Linked DNA regions of Homo sapiens: region 2 is linked to region 1. A link is a loop called in an ENCODE intact Hi-C map of the cell type or tissue named here. Cell type or tissue: HCT116. All regions are shown on one strand. Links, peaks and the distances in the headings refer to the core of each region. The heading gives the core; the rest is flanking DNA.

Region 1 (10,086 bases), core at 4,815-7,314:
AGATATGAAAAGTGTACCATGTGATAAATTTTAAATCACTTATAAAGTAATGAGGATTTGATGTAACTTCCAAAAATATCAAATCTCTGGTCACCATTCCCAGAAAATTACAATTGAATGAGTTAGGTAGGGCATTCAACAAGAAAATATCTGATTTCTGATGATATGATCATGTGTTGGGTAGGACTTTGATAAGAAAGAGATGAATGGCAATTTAGACTAACTTGTCTTTATAAAAATGTACAATAATGAGCATTAAATATGTGAATCAAAGAGTACTATTTATTGGATTCTGTGAATAAAGTGGCACCAATTACCTGTCATTCTCAGGACCCATAGTTCTCATCCTTCATGGGTTTTCTTCTGTTTGGATGGAAGTGACTGAAGATTAACTTCTTAATGGCTCCTGGGGGATCATGACTCAGCTGCCAGGACTTCTCGTTCCTTTAGAGTGATTCAGAGGAGTTGATCACGATGTCATCTGGGCAGATGGTTGTAGTCACCAACAGCTGTAGTTCCTCTCTTGAACCAAACTCAGACCCCTCCCAGATACTTGTCATTAGAAGCAATCATGAATTCTTAGCTTTTTCACATTAAGGCTTATTTTTATTACTAAAAATACTCTCCTTAATAGGAGTGAAAACACTGATCATTATTTGTCATGTTTATTGTACTTACAGATAAAAATTTTAGCTAATATTTGAAACTATAACATTTTTCTAATCAGGAAGTTTTCTAATTCATCATAAATCTGAAACCAAAAGGTTCTAGAAATCCAGTCTCAGGTATTATGAGTGTAGATTTTGCCCCCTTTTTCCCCTAAATATAATAAAGTAACATTTTTGTGAGAAATTCCCATACCTGGGTGAACATTTTGCTCTCCTTTTGCCATACCACAAGTTGAGATCATCAGAAGCAGAAAGTTGAGAAGTCTCCAATGTATTTGCCTAGGCAGAGATAAAATCTGATGGAAACAGGCCTTCAGGAGAAATGAAGAAACTGACTTGATCTTTTTAGCTATTAATCCTTAAAAATTTTTAAAAAGGTAATATCAACCTGAATTCCAGAACCTGTTAGGAAAGTCTCGTCTTTCCATGTATTTGCAAAGCACATGTACCTCCCACAAGATATCCCATTCATTATGAATTAATAGATTGATTTTAACTAACAAATTAATTCATTTACCAAGAGTTACATAGACAGGTAGGTAGATACACAATTAAAGGAGCAACTCTTCAGGAAACAGATGTTTTGGTCCTGAAATACCATTTGCTTATCTCACTCAATAACAGGTACCTAGAAGAGCAAATACAAAAAGCAGGTAAAATAGCCAAAAGTAGCCACAGGTTTCTCAATCTCTCTATATCATTCTCATTTTTAATATGTATGGTAATTATAATAGAGAAATACACATTTAATATATTATTCTTTTTTTTTCCTCTCATGCCAAAAATTCATTGTATTATCTTGCATTCGTTTTTTATTCCATTTCCTTTCATTTGGAGCTACTAGTTTTGTAGTTGTGCAGAATTTTATTCTTGAAAACCTCCGTTTGGTTCAGATATGTAATGCTAACTTTTATTTGTTTTTTTTCCCCTCTTAAGGAAATGACGATAACATACCATAAAGAGCTTTGCTTTTAAACAAATTTAGTTAGTATGGAAATCAGTAGTTTTGATGAAGAAAGGTGAATTCATTCAAAGAAAACAATGTAATCTTTTTCTGAAAAAAAAAAAAAAAAACTTACAAATTTAACTATAAAGTCCAGACAAAATAATTCCATTCATTTTTAGAGAGTTTTAGTAGTTATGGACAACTATACATAGAACAGGCATATTAAAATACTATTCATTACTATAAAAAGAAACATTGGCATTATTTCCTTTATTATGTGTTTCTTTTTTATTTCAATGTGTTCGTTGTATTCTTAGTAGTGGAGATCTATAGTATATCACATTCTCTTCAGATTTCAATTGCAAATTTTAAGAAATGTGTTTACATGTTTACATTTGCCCTGTTCTTAATTTTCTAATGATCTCTTCTCCCCCTTCCCCCTTATTGCCTCTCAGTTTCACTTCTCCACTTCCAGGACTCACATTCCTCTCTTAATTGGCAATAAATATTAATATTTCCTGTTATTTGGTAGGAGAAAATTATTTTTACCTATCAAAAACATAAACACCAAAAATGATTTTGTTTTAATTAAATTTCTTAACTTTGGCTCAAAACATTACATAAAAATTTGTTTTAATTAATTTTCTTTAATTTATTTTTGTTTTAATTAAGTTTAAATATGTTTCTTAACTTTTGCTCAAATATTAAATACACATTTCCTAGTTATGGTTTAATGAAATGTTAATTTCTAGAGATTGTAAGTAATCTGAAATTTACTTTAGGTGACAAAAAGGAAAATATTTGTGAGAATAGCGTGTCTTTTGAAGCTTTGCAGTTGCCCTTTCCTTGAATGGTCACATTCCTATGTCTGAGTTGAAACATTGCCAATATGTAAATGTAAGACTCTGGGGTGAAAAAATCAATTTCCTGAGCTTCAGTTTTTGTATTTAAAAAATCTGGATATTTCAGATACTTATTTCTATGATTGTTTTTAGCTCTAGCAGTGTATAAATGTGTGACCTCATCTCCATTTTAGCTTTAAAATTATTTAAATAAATAGTTTGCATATGCTATATGCTATTGTGTTGTAACATAAAAATATATACTCATTTTGCCTGGTATTGCTATTTCCTCTCCAAGGGATTTTCTTTTAATACTATGAATAACAAAAATATTAATTCTATACAGTGAACAGTTTTATTCTTGGAAGAGACTTCCCTCCTTTAAAAAACTATGTACAATTACTTTTGTACTTAAAAGAGTGAAACAATTATTTTTCTTTTTCTTTTTTCTTTTTTTTGAAACAGGGTCTCCCTCTGTCACCCAGGCTGGAGCGCAGTGGCACGATCACGGCTCACTGCAACCTCCGCCTCCCGGGTTCAAGCGATTCTCCTGCCTCAGCCTCCGAGGAGCTGTGATTACAGGCGCACACCACAACCGGCTTATTTTTGTGTTTTTAGAAGAGTCAGGGTTTCGCCATGTTGGCCAGGCTGGTCTTAAACTCCTGACCTGAGGTGATCCGCCCGCCTTGGCCTCCCAAAGTGCTGGTTTTATAGATGTGAGTCACTGCACCTGGCCAAGAGAAACAATTATTTTTTCTTATCAGTGAGATTTTCACAATCTAAAATGTAGAAAGAGTTGTGATTTGATTCATGAAGTAAGGTTAAGAAATTTTTCATCAAGTAGTTCTCCAGAAAAGTATGACTTCCTGTAAAAAGAGCCAAATCCAAAAAGAAATTTCCCTTTAGCGAGTCTTTTTTTTTTTTTTTCCAGATGAAGTCTTGCTCTGTTGCCCAGGCTGGAGCGCAGTGGCACAATCTCAGCTCACTGAAACCTTCGCCCCCTGGGCTCAAGCTAGCCAGTCTTTTAGTAAACATTTAGTCAACAAATCTGCAATTATAACGGAGGTTTGATTTTTGTTGTTTTTGTTTGTTTTTAAGTCACTCTGTGTTTGTAATATCAATTTACTTTTCAAGTTTAGAATGTTTTGCTTCATTGTTTCCCATATTTTATTTTAATCTGTGTAAATATTATACACTTTAAAATTATAAGTGTAATTTAAGTGTAAATATTTTACACTTTAAAATTATAATCCCAAAATTTCACTCTTATGGTAAAAAATTAAGCATTGCTTTAATGTCAGGTCAGTTTTAATGATAAGAAATGGGGATTTGGCATGGGCTTATATTGTTGATATCCTCTCATCCCCTAAGCATCCTTCAATCAAAAAACATTTTTAAGTTGGTTAATAGCTCTTTTGTGAAAGCAAAAACAGCAAAACAACTGTGAGGTTATATTTGGCTGCTGATAGGAAACCACCACAGCACAGGTAGCATAAATAATTAGCTTAAATTTATTAGCCTGCATTAGAGGTACAAAATACAGAGGTAAGCTGCTTCAAGACTGGTTCCTTCAACAAGGAACCAGGTTTTTCCTATATTTTTATTTCCATCATACACAGCAGATAAATTTTATTTTTAGTTTGTCTGCCTCAATGTTACAAGATTGCAGCTTCAGTAACAAGTGTCACTTACAGACAGGACAAATAGAAGGAGGAGATACCTTGTGGTTCTTCCCATATAGCTGCATTCACAGCAAGGAGAATTTTCAAAATCACCCCATCCCCAACCATGCAGCTACATCCCCTCTCAACTTGTTAGCCAGAGTTCATATAGAGATATCTAAACCAAACACTATAAAGTTAATGGAATCACCATGATTAATGTGGGTTAATGGTGATTTATTCTTTAGGTGGGTGTAGGCTAACCTTCTCTGAGAGCTGGATTTATGAACATATTAAAGAGTCTTCTCACTCTCTAATGTAGCAGAGAATGTTTCATGAGCAAACAAACCAGATGACTAAACTTCTTTTAAGTAGAAGAGAAACTATGAAAATGAATTCATAATCTCATTGACCTAAAGTATTTTCTGTTACCAAACCATCTTTTTCTCCATGAACACCAGTTTTTTACTTGGTTGATCTTAAATTATGCATCTATTTTTGTGTACAGCATTTCAAATTCGTATCATGTGGATTATTCCCAAATTATCTTCTAGTCATTATCACTGCCAGTTTAACTTAGTGTATATTAAATTCGGTAGATGGATGTGCCACCATATCTAATAACTTTAATTATGTTGGAAATCTACATTGTTTAAAATGTAATTTTATTTTCTCTAGTAAAATAAATATGAACGTGCACATAGCCATTTTAATATTTTTAATTCCCAAGTGTGATATTACTAATTTGAAGTATTATCTACATTTCTAAACATTGAAAGAACACATGTAGAAAAAATGATTAGTTGATGATTAAGTAATAAACCATTTAAACCATTTATATATTTCCTCTTACCAGCACCTGTCAAAGTCTTGCTTCTTTTGTTCTTTATCTCTGTCCAGTTAACAAAATCCAAATATAATCATTCAAATATTAAATTCCTGTATCTGGAGGGGAGAAATGCTGAATTTTTAAGGCAGCAGAAGTTACTATTAATTTATAGTTGGGATTCCAGCAGCCCAGATTTTTTTTTTTTTTTTTTTGAGACTAAGTCTCACCCTGTCACCCAGGCTGGAGTGCAGTGGCACAATCTCAGCTCACTGCAGCCTCCATCTCCCGGGTTCAAGCAATTCTCCTGCCTCAGCCTCCTGAGTACCTGGGTTTACAGGCACACGCCACCACGCCCAGCTAATTCTTGTATTTTTAGTAGAGAGAGGTTTCACCATGTTGGTCAGGCTTGTCTCAAACTCCTGACTTCGTGACCAGCCACTTTGGCCTCCCAAAGTGCTGGGATTACAGGCATGAGCCGCAGCGTCCAGCCCCAGAAATCTTTTAATGCTAAATTATTAATGCTCCATTTTATTTTACCTAGAGAGAACATCAAACCTTCACATTTTTAAAAGTCTACTGCTTCTTGTCATTCTGAAAGACAATCTCAATCTCTTTCTTGTACACAAAATTTAATCACAGCAAGAAATTTTTCGTCTTCCTATCTGCTCTTCAGCAACTTTCTCATCTCTCTCTCTGTTTCTGTTTCTTTGTTTCCCCTGGCAAAACACACACACACACACACAAACACACATTCATTACACACACTTTAAAAATGTATTTGTATCCCCCACCAAGAAAACCTATCATTTTAATGGGAAATACATCTTTTATTCAGCCCACAGTTAAACTCTTTTCACCTGTGCCTGGGTTCGCATCTGCTATTTATTTTACTTTTCTTACAGCTTTTGACTCTCCCTTTTTAACCATATACAACTATAACCTTCATAAAATTTTTCTCTTCAAATTCTGTCTGTTACTTTTCAGCACAGATTTATAAAATAGCATCCTAAATTTCTGTTTTCATAGCCTCTGTTCCTGTTCCTACCCCATCTCACTTGCTGCTGCCCCCTCACGCTAAAATATTTTAGAAGGTTACTTGTGATGCCATTGTCATTAAATCCCATGCATGTGTTTACCCCTTGCCCTCTGGAACACTCTGTGCGTTAGACATTGTTGACTCATGACAATTTCTGGCAATAATCACTTCCCCTAGTGTTTGTGTAACTGCGGCTTCCCAAGTTTTCTCCTGCTTTGCTGGCCATTTCCTCTCAGTTTTCTCATACTTGTTTTTCTCCTGGTTGTTCAGAGTTCACTTCTAGGATATTCCTTCCCAATCTTCACAGTCACCTCATAGTCACTATGAGGATTACATGAGTTAATATTTGTAAAAGCGTTCAGGAGAGTGCTTGCTTCACATCAAATACTATATATACTTGTTAAATAAATAGATCTCATTCACCCCACGAAACAATGATCGTTTGTCTCCTGATTCTCAAGTTTTTGTCTCCAGCAGAGACCTCTATTCTGAGCTCCATAGCTACATATGGGGCTTTTTATTTCATAGTTCCACTGGAGGTTTCACAAATCCTTCAAACTCAAACTGCCTCACCTTGAATTAATCACCTTCCTAGGGCTACGTTCTTTTTTATTTTAGGCTCCCAAGTCAGTGCCAGGAACCATCAATTGACTCCTTTGCTAAAGTCAGATGCTCACTGTAGGTGGCCTTGATTCCTCTCTCTTCCTCACTTGCCTTATCATTTTAATCATAAAAGTCTCTTGAATTTACTTTTGAATTTTCTCAAAAATTAGACCACTATTTCCAATATTGTGTTACAAATCATAGATAATTCTTATCCCCAAACTTCTGGCTTTCTGATATTCCAGAATATATTTCAAATTGCTCTGTGAAAACTTTCAAGTATACATGTTAGGATAACTTTTTAGTTTTATGTCTTACAGTTTTTGAGTGTGTGTGGTAAGTATTTGTGATGTTATGAAATATGGAGAAGATATATGAAAATGTGTCTGAATATTTTTACATAATATATTGCTTGTGGTCACTTGTGCTTCAGAATCTGAAGCATCTTGAATGATCTGTTATTATTTAATCCTATCTCTTAAGTTGCCTCTTTAATTAAAGGTTTATTATTTTCTCTTTTTTTTCTTTTTTCTTTTTTTTTTTTTTTTTGAGATGGAGTCTCACTCTGTCACCCAGGCTGGAGTGCAGTGACACAATCTCAGCTCACTACAACCTCCACCTCCTGGGATCAAATTATTCTCCTGCCTCAGCCTCCCAAGTAGCTGAGACTACAGGTGCACATCACCACACCAGGCTAGTTTTCGTATTTTTAGTAGAGATGGGGTTTCACAACATTGGGCAAGCTGGTCTCGGAACTGCTAACCTCAAGTGATCTGCCCGCTTTGGCCTCCCAAAGCGTTGGGATTACAAGCGTGAGCCACCCCTCCTGGCTGGTTTATTATTTTCTTTTAAGAAAATGTATTACATAAAAGAAGTCATCTCTTTATATGACTTACATCTATAAAATTTCTCACAGATTTTGCTCATTCTTTGTCCTAATTTATCGAGCTTTCTTTCCAAGTTTTCAGAAGTTTTTGATATTTCACTTTACCAAGGATCTATCTTCAAAATACTATTTCCTTCCAGTTCACAGCTGTCATATTATTAACAGCATTAATCCCCCTATACTGAATATGCAGTGGGGCTTCTGTGATTTTGATCATAGTATGATATGATTTATTGACACACTATGTTTTTTCCATCTTATTTTGCAATTTTTTGCAGCAAGGTAAGGATCTTACTCTTTCTGTTTAGGATCAAGCTCAAATAGTTAAGGGTTATAAATGAGGATGACGTGGCCGGGGCGCGGTGACTCACGCCTGTAATCCTAGCACTTTGGGAGGCCAAGGCAGGTGGATTGCCTGAGCTCAGGAGTTTCAGACCAGCCTGGGCCACATGGTGAAACCCCGTCTATACTAAAATACGACAACAAAAAAAATTAGCCAGGCGTGGTGGTGGGCGCCTGTAGTCCCAGCTTGAGGCTTGAGGCAGGAGAACTGCTTGAACCCGGGAGGCGGAAGTTGCAGTGAGCCGAGATCGAGCCACTGCACTCCAGCCTGGTGACAGAGCGAGGCTCCGTCTCAAAAAAAAAAAAAAAAAAGAAGATGACGTAATGGGTGGTGGTTGTGATGTTAAAGATGTCAGGAATTCTCTGAATAAGCATGTTGAATACAAAACATGTTTATTCAGTTTGAGGATAAACTAGACACTGCTTTCACATTAACAATCCCTCCTCTCCTCCACCATTTCTTTTTTGTTGTTGTCTGATTTGGAATAAGTCACATCTAGCCTTTTGAAAACAAATGGACCAATTTTTTTTCTAGCTCTCTATCTACTTTCATCAAACTTTATCTGAAGGGATTTTCTACTTCTAGAAAAAAATCACAAATGTTGGAGTTTCCAATCGTGGATTAAATTTTGCTGAGGAAAATGCACTAAGGTTACACACTATCTGCTGTATTTACACATTATCTTCACTCGTAAACACAAATAGGCTTAATAGCCTCATTTAACAAATGGAAAACTGAATCTTATAGATGGTTAGTGTGTTTTTCCATTAAAAAGTTGGTAAACTTCGATCTTTTTTTATGCCTTTCCTATGTCCATTCTATCCATCTCATTTTTTCACACTACCTTGTCCTACATATAAAATAACATCAATATATTTATTTGCTCCATCTCATTTTAATTCTTAAGTTATTTTGAAAGAAAAAAAGAGTGTACAAGGGCACACCTAGAACTTTATTATCACTGGTCCTTACTTTGCATTCTCACACTCTGTAAAATATTTCTCTAATGTACTCACAGACATTATACTGTCCACAGTAGCAGCCCCTTAATGTTTATTGAAATCCATATGAACAATTGATAAAGTTTGAAAGAACATACACATACACACACACACACACACACACTCTATTTAGGCAAAGGTACAAATAAATAAACACTTTCATATGCTCATAAGAAAAGTGTATGTTGATATTATATCTCTGAATGACAATTTTCAATATATATTAATATTATTCAAATGTTTAAATATTAGACCCAATAATTCTTCTCCTGTGAATTTACCATAAATAAGTAACTTTCAAAGTTTTGAAATATTAGACTACAAACACACTTTTGCATGAATACTTACAATTGCAAAAATAGATATTGCCCAAAAATATGAGAATGGTAACATAAATTTTTAAATATCCAAAAAATATTATGCAGCCATTAAATAAGGTTATGCAAGTCAGTTTGGAAAGTTATTAATTTTTTAATTTTACTTTAAGTTCTGGGGTACATGTGCAGAATATACAGGTTTGTAACATAGGTATACAAGTGCCATGGTGGTTTGCTGCACCCATCAACCCATCATCTACATTAGGTATTTCTCCTAATGCTATCCCTCCCCTAGTCCCACGAACCCCTGACAGGCCAGGGTGTGTGATGTTCCCCTCCTTGTGTCCACGTGTTCTCATTGTTCAACTCCCACTTATGAGAGAGAACATGCAGTGTTTGGTTTTCTGTTCCTGTGTTAGTTTGCTGAGAATGATGGTTTCCAGCTTCATCTATTTCCCTGCAAAGGACATGAACACATCCTTTTTTATGGCTGTATAGTATTCCATGGTGTATATGTGCCACATTTTCTTTATCCAGTCTATCATTGTCAGGCATTTGGGTTGGTTCCAAGTCTTTGCTACTGTGAATAGTGCTGCAATAAACATACTTGTGCATATGTCTTTATAGTAGAATGATTTATAATCCTTTGGGTGTATACCCAGTAATAGGATTGCTGAGTCAAATGGTATTTTTGGTTCTAGATACTTGAGGAATCACCACATTGTCTTCCACAGTGGTTGAATTAATTTACACTCCCACCAACAGTGCAAAAGCATTCCTATTACTCCACATCTTCTCCAGCATCTGTTGTTTCTTGGCTTTTTAATGATTGCTATTCTAATGGGTGTGAGATGGTATCTCACTGTGGATTTGATTTGCATTTCTCTAATGACCAGTGATAATGAGCTTTTATTCATATGTTTGTTGATTGCATAAATGTCTTCTTTTGAGAAG
Region 2 (10,086 bases), core at 2,566-5,065, 760 kb before region 1:
GGGTCAGGTCAAGAACTTGGTGGCAGAAAAAGATTAAATTGCTAATGGTTCCAGTGAACTAGAGTTTTATAAAATTAGTGTTGAAAAAAATGATTCATGACATTATTAAAGAACAGGAAGGCAAACTTTATTCAGGACCATCATAACAGGCGTTGGGACCATTGCAATGGGGTTTTTGCAGTGAGTAAGAAAAATTAGGCTCAACTTCAAATACTACAAGAAAAAGTAGGAATTTGTAGCCAAATAGCAGGATGTAAGACAGTGGAAGAAAAATTACTAGTCAGGATTCTTGCTGAATGAAGGTTAGGGTGATGAGATATCATCTGGGAAATGGTGGAAGGTGAGGACCCTCATTAGATATAGAGTGGTCAAATATTGAGGATGGCCAAAGACACTTAGCAGGATTCTTGCTAAATTTGGCAATGCAGATCAGAACACAGAAGCCCAAAAGTCAAGGCCTGGTTGAGAAGAGGACGCACAAGAGCCTGACCAGGATTTGGTCAAGGAGAAAATCTTTGTCACTAGCTCTTACTTAAAAGTTTACTGTATGTCTGTATTTTTTTATACCTCTGTGAGTGGAACTATAGTTTACCATTTTTTAAAATTTTACTTTTATCAGCTTTATCTTCTATATTTAAATAGTTACTAATTAGTCTTAACATCACACTGTAAGTTTTAAATTACTCAGACCAGGCACTGAAATTGCTTCAATATTTCTTTATGTATATTTAATGTTTTCAATACACTAAAGATACCACACAGCCAATAAATAGTGGTATAATTTTGTGAACTGATTAGATTATGAATTTATATTTCAAAAAATTTTAAATTTAGTTCTCTATTGTCTGAGCTTGTTAGATTATTCCTAGTTTTGCTAGCCTCTACCTCCTGCATAATTTATTCATTTTAAAATAAATCTAGTTAATAAGATGATTGACTTATCTACTGTATTAAAAACTTAATGCATGGTGATTTGAATAATAAGTTTTTATAGACTAATAGCACTAACCATATCTAAAATTTACAAAACCCAAGTAGTCTGTAAAGTTTCTTCAATAATCTAAATTACTACTTCTAAAACTTTTATTTACAAAATTAAGATATCATTTAATAATGGCTATAATTAGGATACTATTTTAAGTAGCCAAATATTTTATTCAAGTTGGTTTGAAAAAGAAAGAAATTCATTATCTCACACAGCAGTAAATCCAGAAATATAGTAGGGAGTCAAGAACCCAATGATTCCATCAAGTACCCAAGGTTTTATATTTTTTCTGCCATTTTAAGGCATTTGTTTTGCCCTCAAGCTGAATCTCCTCGTGACAAAAGATGATCCCTGTAGCAATTTGAAGAAGCATGTATTCCAGATAGGACAAATATCAAAAGCCAACATGTGCTTTCTCATCCAATGTTCCCTTGCTAAGTGGAACTAAATCTTTTCTACCCATTCCCCTTAGTCCTCTCATTTCACCTGACATGTGACATATGACTAAAACTGGGACAAGGAACAATCACTGCCAAGGGGCATAGAAACACCAAGATTTTTAGCTGAACCTAATCTAAAATTCCCTTGAATTAGGAGTAGGATTGACTTCCCCTGAGTTATGTGGGAAAGAGTGGACATTTGAATAATACCAGGGAAAAGAAGAATAAGGAATAGATTTTAGTGGACTATCAATAATTTATGCCACAGTACAAGGAAGGTGATATAGCTCTCAAAAGTGAAAACATGCTTCTTACAAATGGAAATGCAAGAAACGGAAAGAAGAGTTAACTTCAGGTACAAAATCACACCTGGTTTAACCCAATGTCATTGTCATTAAAAGGGAACTTGGAGCCAAGTACAGTGCTCACACCTGTAATACCAGCACATTGGCAGGTCAAAGCCAGAGAATTGTTTAAGCCCAGGAGTTCTAGACAAGCCTGGGCAACACAGTGAGAACCTGTCTCTAGAAGGAATTGTAAAAATTTAAAAATTAGCCATGCATGGTGGCATGCACCTATAGTTTCAGCTACTTGGGAGGCTGAAGTGGGAGGATTACTTGAGTCCAGGAGTTTGAGGCTGCAGTGAGCTATGATTGCACCAGTGCACTCCGGGTTGGGTGACAGAGTGAGACCCTGTCTCTAAAATAAATAAATAAATAAACAGGAACCTGGACATTCAACAGGAGAAGGAAGCAAATAAGTGTCAGTGGTGCTTGATGCTTACCATTACAGAAAACACAAAGTGAAGCCAAAAGCCAGAAAGAGACTGAAAGACAGTTATTTCTTATTGTGATCTTGACAGTATTGTCAATTTTCAAGTACAAAACTATTACCTTAGACCCATCCCTGGAACTTCAAGGTGGTCCAGACCTACTAAACTGATTTATAAATGTGAAGCTCTATATATTAACTATTTCAAATTAACAAGTTTAAAGAGACTGCTCTTGTCACATACTTCAAAAATAAAGTTGAATCATTAGTTTCAAATAAATCAAACATCAATAATAAACTAATTTTAAAATAGATGTATCTCACAGAATGGTCAAGCCAAGCAAAAAGAAGGGAATATAGCGAACTAAATTATGTTATATATGTTTTAATTATAGGTCCCCTTCATAAGATAGTAATTTGTTGTACTTGTACATATTCTAAATTCGTTTTCCAAACTTCTTAGCACACATTTAAATTTTTTATCAACAATGATCAGTAAGTAATCCACACCATATAACCAAATATATAATCTTAAATAAGTCAATGATGCATAGAAAAATTATCAAGTTTCCATATGTTCAGAAAAAAATTATTTTTTCAATATTATTCATAAAAATTGTTAATACTGGCACAGTTACTTACTACCAAGTAGATAACTATTTAACACATCTGTTCTTTATATATGAAAAATAAACAAATATAAGACAAGATGCAGAGCCAAATCATAACTCCTCCCAATATAGTTAATGCTGTGATTAAAAATTTTTTTAATTTGCATGTTCTGAAATTAAATATAAATATGAAATCGAGAGCACAACCTACTCCTTGTGATTCCAATTACATGCTGATCAGGTCTGGAGAAATGGAAAAAAAGAAAGAAAAACAAGATGGTTGTTTTGCAAGATAATCCAGCTAAAATTATTCAGCTAAAACTATTAATCCAGCTAAAACTCCTTTATGTAATTACTAATGGTTAGTTCATGAACATGGAAACATAAAGGAGGAACATCTCTATAACTGTAAAATCCACAAGTTGTTCTCCTAAACCACATTCATGGCTTCATGCCTTCTTGCCTATCCCACCTGCTCTGACTGACACTGTCCCTTTTCAATGCCTGCCCAACTCATCCTCATCCTCTGTGACTTGGTCTAAGAATCACCTGCACACATTCTTTCCATACACTGCTTCCCTTCACACTGGTGAATACCCGCTTTCCCCACTCCTCCTTCCTCAACATCCTCTGCACTGTACCTCAGAATTATATAGAAATACCAACTTCTATTTAAGTTAATAAGAGGAGGTCTCTGTCACCTACTAATCACACAACTACAAAAAGAACAAGTGTTATTTGATAAGTATTTATTAAATTCAACTGTATCATATCAGAATCTCTTTATTTGCAGATGCACAGTTTAAACACAGTTATATTTCCCAGAATGAGAAGGGGGGAAAGACTTCAAATGTATATTAAGTGAATGGAAAATCACTGAATAAAGACAAAATCTCATTGAATAAGAAAGTCCCAAAGAAAGATTCATTACATTGTAGGATACAGTAAATTCCTCTTCAAAGAACCAATATGTTAGTATATTGAGCTTCCCTGTTCTTTGTTTTCCATTTGAAAGTTTAACTTCCTCGTTCTTTACATCTCCTTGTCCCTAGCTTTAGTAAACAACCCCCTCCTAGCCTCTATCACCTGCTCTGTCCTTAGTCATCCTTAGTCACCTGCTCCCTCCTTAGTCACCTGCTCTGTCCTTAGTCATCCTTAGTCACCTGCTCCCTCCTTAGTCACCTGCTCTGTCCTTAGTCATCCTTGGTCACCTGCTCTGTAACCGTCCTTCCCACCAAAGCTTCTCACCCCGCCACTCCAGCTCATACCCCTGCTGTCTTTAAAATAGCCAGTTGGAATTATCTTAGACTGTGCGGTCCAACCCTACCCAATAGGGGAAAAACAAGCAGTAGGGACTAGCTGCATTAATAGTAAGATCCCCTTCTCCTCCCTTGTCTGGTGTGCTCTTGCCATTGCTCCATCCGTGAGAGGCACCCTTTTATAGAAGTAAATTGCCTTGCTGAGCAAACTTTTGCCTGAGTGCTATATTCACTTGGCAGCACCGAGCATTTACTTCCAACAACATCAAGTCTAAAATGTTGTTCTCTAAAACCTCATCTGTACTACTCTAGAAAATTTTATTTTTCCAAATTGATCATGAATTTCCTAGTCTGCTTAATGTAATCAGCTAAACCTATGATAACTCAGATTTTACAAATTTAGTAGTTCTTCCTTTAAAATGACTAAAGACATTAGCAATATGAGACCTCTTACTGATTTACTGCTAAGAAGCTTAAAGGTTTTTCTCCTACATATCCAGTCATGGTGATGCATTAAAACAGAAAAAATAATTCATAAAAATTTAAAGCAATAGCCATTGTTACTCTAAAACAATGCTATTTTATAAATCTAAAATACCAATAGACTTTTGCCATTTCATATTGCATTTACGTAATTTCAAATAAAATTTGTTTACTCAAATGTGACTCCTTAAAAATTCTCTCAAACTATATTCTGAGATACTACAATCCATAAACACCCTCTAATTATATTTAATTAACATATTCAGCATAGAGATAAATTGCTTTGAAATTAATTCAGTTATGCAATTGTTCTTTCTAATCAGCCAAACTTTCTCTGTATTTATTTGCACTACTAGTAAAGTTCAGTGTTTATGTTATTGGACATCTTTATGACTATAATAACACACATCATCAAGGAAGTAAAAGGAGAGTTTGATCATCAACCAAAGTCCTTTATTACTACACAGTTCCTCAAAGCAGACAAAAATAAAATAAATTACAGAGCATAACATGTAGTTTGACCTTCAAAGATACTTTACAAAATACTGTTTCTTAAAACTCTCATTAGTACTTATAACCCTATGTTTTAATTCACCTAGGTTGAAATCTGGGTAAATGAACCTATTTGCTATTAAAATTTTACTTAAAACATGGTATCTCTTGATGGTTATAAATGGCTATGAAAAAAATTGAGAAGCTAAAATCACATTTATTCTCTTATTTCAATTTTTTATCCCAAATTTGCACGTTTGCTACCATACTACAAATGTTCTGTTTGATTTTTTTTGGCTAAAATTATATTTAAAATTGATATTATCTAATTTAAATACAAACCAAATGAGAACAATAGTTATCACCTCATGAAATATTATACAGCTATAAACAGGCAAATCATTAATGATTCAGTCAGTAGATTATGTATGCTCTGAAATGATTGTCTTTATTTCTATAAGAGGGTAGACTGAAGACTGAGCCCACAGTATTCAGTCTCCTCTCTTATAGAAATAAGGATAGCCATCCATGGTTCCCCCAGGAACTTCAAGGATCTTAAACTTTGCCTTTGTAGCTCTGGCAAAGTTTAAGATCCTTGATGTTCCTGGAGGACTGGTGGATGAAGTTTCAAGAAATGGATCAACTGTAACACCTAATATTAAGAAAAAGCTGTACCATACCAGGAAAACACTACATTTGTATAAAATTCTCACTTCACAATACCTGATAAACTTATCAGTAGTATCTAACTTCTAAGTAGTGAATTTACCTTCTTACAGTAGTTAACTGTACATGTGCTTGTGTTCTACTTAAGAAGAGTAGAAAGGGCTTCCATGAGTATGCCATCATTAGAGCCTACAACAAAGAATGTAGGTAGAAGATCTTGCCAACTATTTTTCTCTTCTTTCGGAGGTATAAATAGAAGTCTAAAAACACTTTTAGAATTTGGAAAAAAGAAAAAAAAAAGGATTTCTAGGATTTCTAGCAATACTTATCTGGGAAACATTTTTAATTAGTTGTTAAAATTGGGCTCAAAAATATCAATTAACTGAAGCTATTTTTCCCTACAGAAAAACTATAGCACAAATAGAGAAACATCAAAGAATATATATGTATCATAAGTATGCACACACAGAAAGGGAGAAAGAAATGGAGACAGAGAGAGAGACAGACAAAGAGAGAGAGAACGACAGAGACAGAGAGACAGAGAGAAAGTAGTCCCCCAAAATATGGAAGTTTCTAAGGTCTATTCTGAACTTCTTCATCAGGAGGTATATGATACAGCTGATGTATAGGTACATTTATATAATGTTAATAGCAAAAAACAAACATGAAATAAAGGCAGGTATTGATATCTAGATGCACTCTCTTAGTTGCATCCTAGAAAATACATACAAGGCTATTCAAAACTTCCTTTAAAAAGCCATATTAATCTTTGCAATTTAGCACAAAATATACTGAAAATCTTAATTTCTATATAAGTTAACTTACTTATTCATATTATGTGTGCAAATTAGGGCAGCCTTTTCAAAACTATTTTTAAGTATACTACACTGAAAGACAAAACTAATTTCAAATTCGCCATAACTATACCATTTCAATGTAAACAGAAAATTGACACTTACTATCCCACACAATATTTGAGTCAATTAACTGTCCTCTGATGACAATCATGCATGGTAAGCATCATTAGAGTGGCTGAAAACATTTCTTAGGCATAAAACAAACAAAAAACTCGCAAATAACAAGGGCCTGAAAACAGTATAAGCATTGTTTTCTAAGTCTTACTCTGGAACAATGACTTTTAGCCATTCTCTTTAAAAATAAAGGCCTGATTTCAATTTCATATCCCCAGTATTTGAAAGTGAAGCGATTTCTCCATTCAAAGTTATACCATTTTTTCCTCTTCCAATCTGAGTATATTTTATGCTCTTATGGGAAAAAGCTTAAGTTTCCTGATCTCTAAATGCATTAAGGCAAACAATATTAGATCCACCAGCCTCTAATACGTTTAGGGACCAGGGCTCATGGCAGTTATGCAGTTAGCTTCTGTAACTATCTTTGAATTCATTATTATACTGAAATAAAATAACTTTTTTTATTCTTTAGAGGTTTTAGAAAACAAATTGCAATATCGCGAATTGAATCACAAATACATCACTCTGCTAAGTAAAATTTAAATTAAAATCACCTACCATTCATCAATGGAAATAAGAATTTTAAGGATTTCTAATTTAAAATGAAAGGTAAAATTTGACATTTTATATTAAAATTACCCTAATATATCCTCAAACAGCCACTTGTTCAAGGATACCCATAGTGTAAGTTTCAACCCAACTACTATATCCCATATACACGTGCTTTTTACAGATTCACTATTAATTATAATATAAAGTCTAAAAATAAAAGCTATGACTAGGTATTTTAGCAAAAGACTTTATCCTTTAAACAATTTATCTATACTTATTCTGTTTTCTCTAATAAGTTGATCTGTTCACCCGAAAAAGAGTTAAGTTAAACATCCATGACTGTAGCACAGTACAATGAACCATAAAAATATGTAGTATATTTTACTAATTGACATGTCACACTAAAAAGTAAATATTTCACAATGATCATAATGAATCAACAATGAACAGGCTCATAAATTATAGACAGAAACATAGGCAATAAATGATATGTTGGAAAAATGTTTAAGAAGTAAAATAACATGCACAGAAATCACAGAGCTGAGAAGTTCGGTGCTGATTGGAATACAGGCCCGATGATGCATGATATGCATGCAACAAACATTGGCTGGATTTATTAATGAATGGCTCCAAAATCTATCCTCCAAATTCTTAAGGAAATTGTTGTGGCCATTAAGAAAAGAAAGTCTGTTTGTATGTCATAAATATATTTCAGCTTCTCAAGCATTATTTCTGAGAAGAGAGCCAAGTTCTGTGAATATACTTGGTAACTTCTCATAAAGGTAAAATTAAGCTGGACTTTAAAAATAACTGGTCTTGTGTATAAATATAAACTGAAATAAAAATAAATGAATGTGCTAATTGTTCTTTTCTGTTTGAGAAAATGACTCAGCCTTAACCATAACAAAATCTCCCTTATATCCTCAAAAATTAAAATGTATGATTAAATTAAAGCTATGATTAAAATGTAAAAGTGGTAATTTTTATAAATTAGATCCAGATATGTCATTATTACATGGGTATTCAACATAGAAGTATTCCTATTTTATCCCCATAAACTCAACTGAGTCAGCTGAGTCAGAAATCCTATGACCTTTATGTCGAAAAGCCTATTAACATTATTTCATCTCTTTAATTCTCACAATAATCTTGTAATTATGTAAAGGAAAGTTTCTTTACTTTGCAAGTGGAAAAACTGAAATCATAGTCAGGGAAAACATTTGGCTGAGGGTGATTCACAAAGTGAGTCTCAGAAAGCAGGCTAATATTCACAATCTCAAACTCTTAAATACAGAGGAAATATAAACCACATTAGTTTGTTTGTTTGTTTGTTTGTTTTAACCATTTAACCCCTAAGCCCACAATAGTAAACCTACAACCCACCTCTCTGAAGAAAAAAAAAAGAGAGATGAAACATACACAACTTTAATACACAAAGAAGAGTCTGAATTGCAGTTAAGGCTTTGAGTTCCTAGCTGGTTTGGAATTAGGAAGCAGTAAAGGGCAAATGTGTGAAATACTGAGATCATCTCACCTTTTACTTCTTTACATGAAAGAGCAAGATCTGTTTATCAGGATCACTTTTGATAAGCACAAAGAAGTCATGCCGGATACGTTTCTACTTTAATTCCATGACCCAAATCCATGCTAGCTGAGAATACGTAATTGAATTATTCAATTTAGGTAGAAAACCATCTGCTCAAACCCTTAAGTCTTCAATTCTTGCTGCTATGAAAACAAAGTAAGGCCGAAGTCAAGGAATTGAAGTTGCAGCAAACCTCGTCCAAGGAGACAAACAGCAACAAAGTGTGGGCATTTGCAAAGTATGATCAGCACAAACAGCATCAGGCCCCCAGCTATTCCACTGCAACACTGATAAGGAAAGTTCAGACTTTGCTCCTGGAGCCCTTTTTGTAATTTCCTCGGTCATATCCAACTGCACTCTATGCTTAGTTTATTTTTTTGCCAAGAAGACTGATCTTAGCCACCTAAAAATTCTCATTGCAAAAGAAACCTCTTGTTTAAACCCCAAGTGCAACCGACAGCCCCTTTCCAATTAGCCCCTGCAACTTGCCCAGTCTCTTTCATGCCTGGCTACTGAGCTCAGTCTAGTTTGGCTGCCGGCCAGGTTCCTCTCTTTTTTTCCTTGTCAGTCGTAAAAACTTGGAAAACACTCCTGGACAGCTCAAGGAGACCTTTAATTATGCAGTGGGGCAGTACCTTAGCCTGTCTGCTGTTTCCAGCAAAGCCTGTAGTCACCAGCGACTGCACTCTCCCAATTTGTGGGTTTTCCAGCCAAGGCTACTTGTTCATATGGGGGGAAAAGGGAAAGACTGGCAGAGAAAGGGAGCAATTTGCAAATTTGAAGAATTTCCAATTCCTCTGAAAGTTTTCCACTTCCTCACATTCACTCTGTCTAATAATCTCCCTTACTTTAGCACCTAATCACCCATTTTGTAATACAGACACAAAATCATCAGTATTGTCTCCTGCTAGTCCTAGAAATCAGTCATGACTTGAACATTCTCCGTAACTTTTTATTCTCAAATGTTGGTGTAACGTATTTTAAAAGCAGGCACAAAATAAATTTATTAAATCCTTCCTAATTGACTGCATTACACTTTGTCAAACTTGCAGATTGAAATAGTGCATGTAAAATGTCTGATTGCAAATGAGTAAGGCGAGCTCAGTTGGGAAACACTACTAGGACCTAGGGAGGGGTACCTTGACTGCCAGCCCTCACTTACTTGGAGTTTGCCCAGCGTACCAAGTGGACCCGCCAAGCCCAACACCAGCTAAGTCTTCCTTACTCTACCTTGGCACGCTAGTTCCAGCTGCAGCGTCCAGCTTCCTGTT

What was found. Hi-C counts contacts between places; a loop is a spot of excess contacts. Peaks named below come from ENCODE experiments on the same cell type or tissue, not always from the same donor. Only the 100,000 strongest peaks of a DNase experiment are listed, where the experiment ranks them.
Region 2: a loop joins it to region 1, with 5 times the contacts of the local background. A loop is called at or near these places in 3 of 110 quality-filtered maps.

What each region holds. Positions count from the first base shown.
Region 1 is chr2:187,537,939-187,548,024 of GRCh38, reverse strand. All of the region lies in intron 1 of TFPI (tissue factor pathway inhibitor), which reads left to right. It overlaps CALCRL-AS1 (CALCRL and TFPI antisense RNA 1), which reads right to left. Exons shown (of 6, transcript NR_187179.1): 4 at 1,186-1,296; 5 at 862-947; 6 at 500-542. Among named protein-coding and RNA genes, the nearest start is that of TFPI, 11 kb to the left of the region's middle. RefSeq lists an enhancer at 1-1,196. In HCT116, for the core only: no CTCF peak of the experiment used is centred there; a DNase peak (open chromatin) is centred at 6,154; H3K4me3 peaks cover 1,784 bases; H3K27ac peaks cover 2,500 bases.
Region 2 is chr2:188,293,072-188,303,157 of GRCh38, reverse strand. The region is part of intron 1 of GULP1 (GULP PTB domain containing engulfment adaptor 1); the gene reads right to left. MIR561 (microRNA 561) reads right to left here and starts at 5,666; the gene lies at 5,570-5,666. RefSeq lists enhancers at 3,922-4,216, 3,347-4,546, 8,549-9,432. In HCT116, for the core only: no CTCF peak of the experiment used is centred there; a DNase peak (open chromatin) is centred at 4,037; H3K4me3 peaks cover 352 bases; H3K27ac peaks cover 2,004 bases.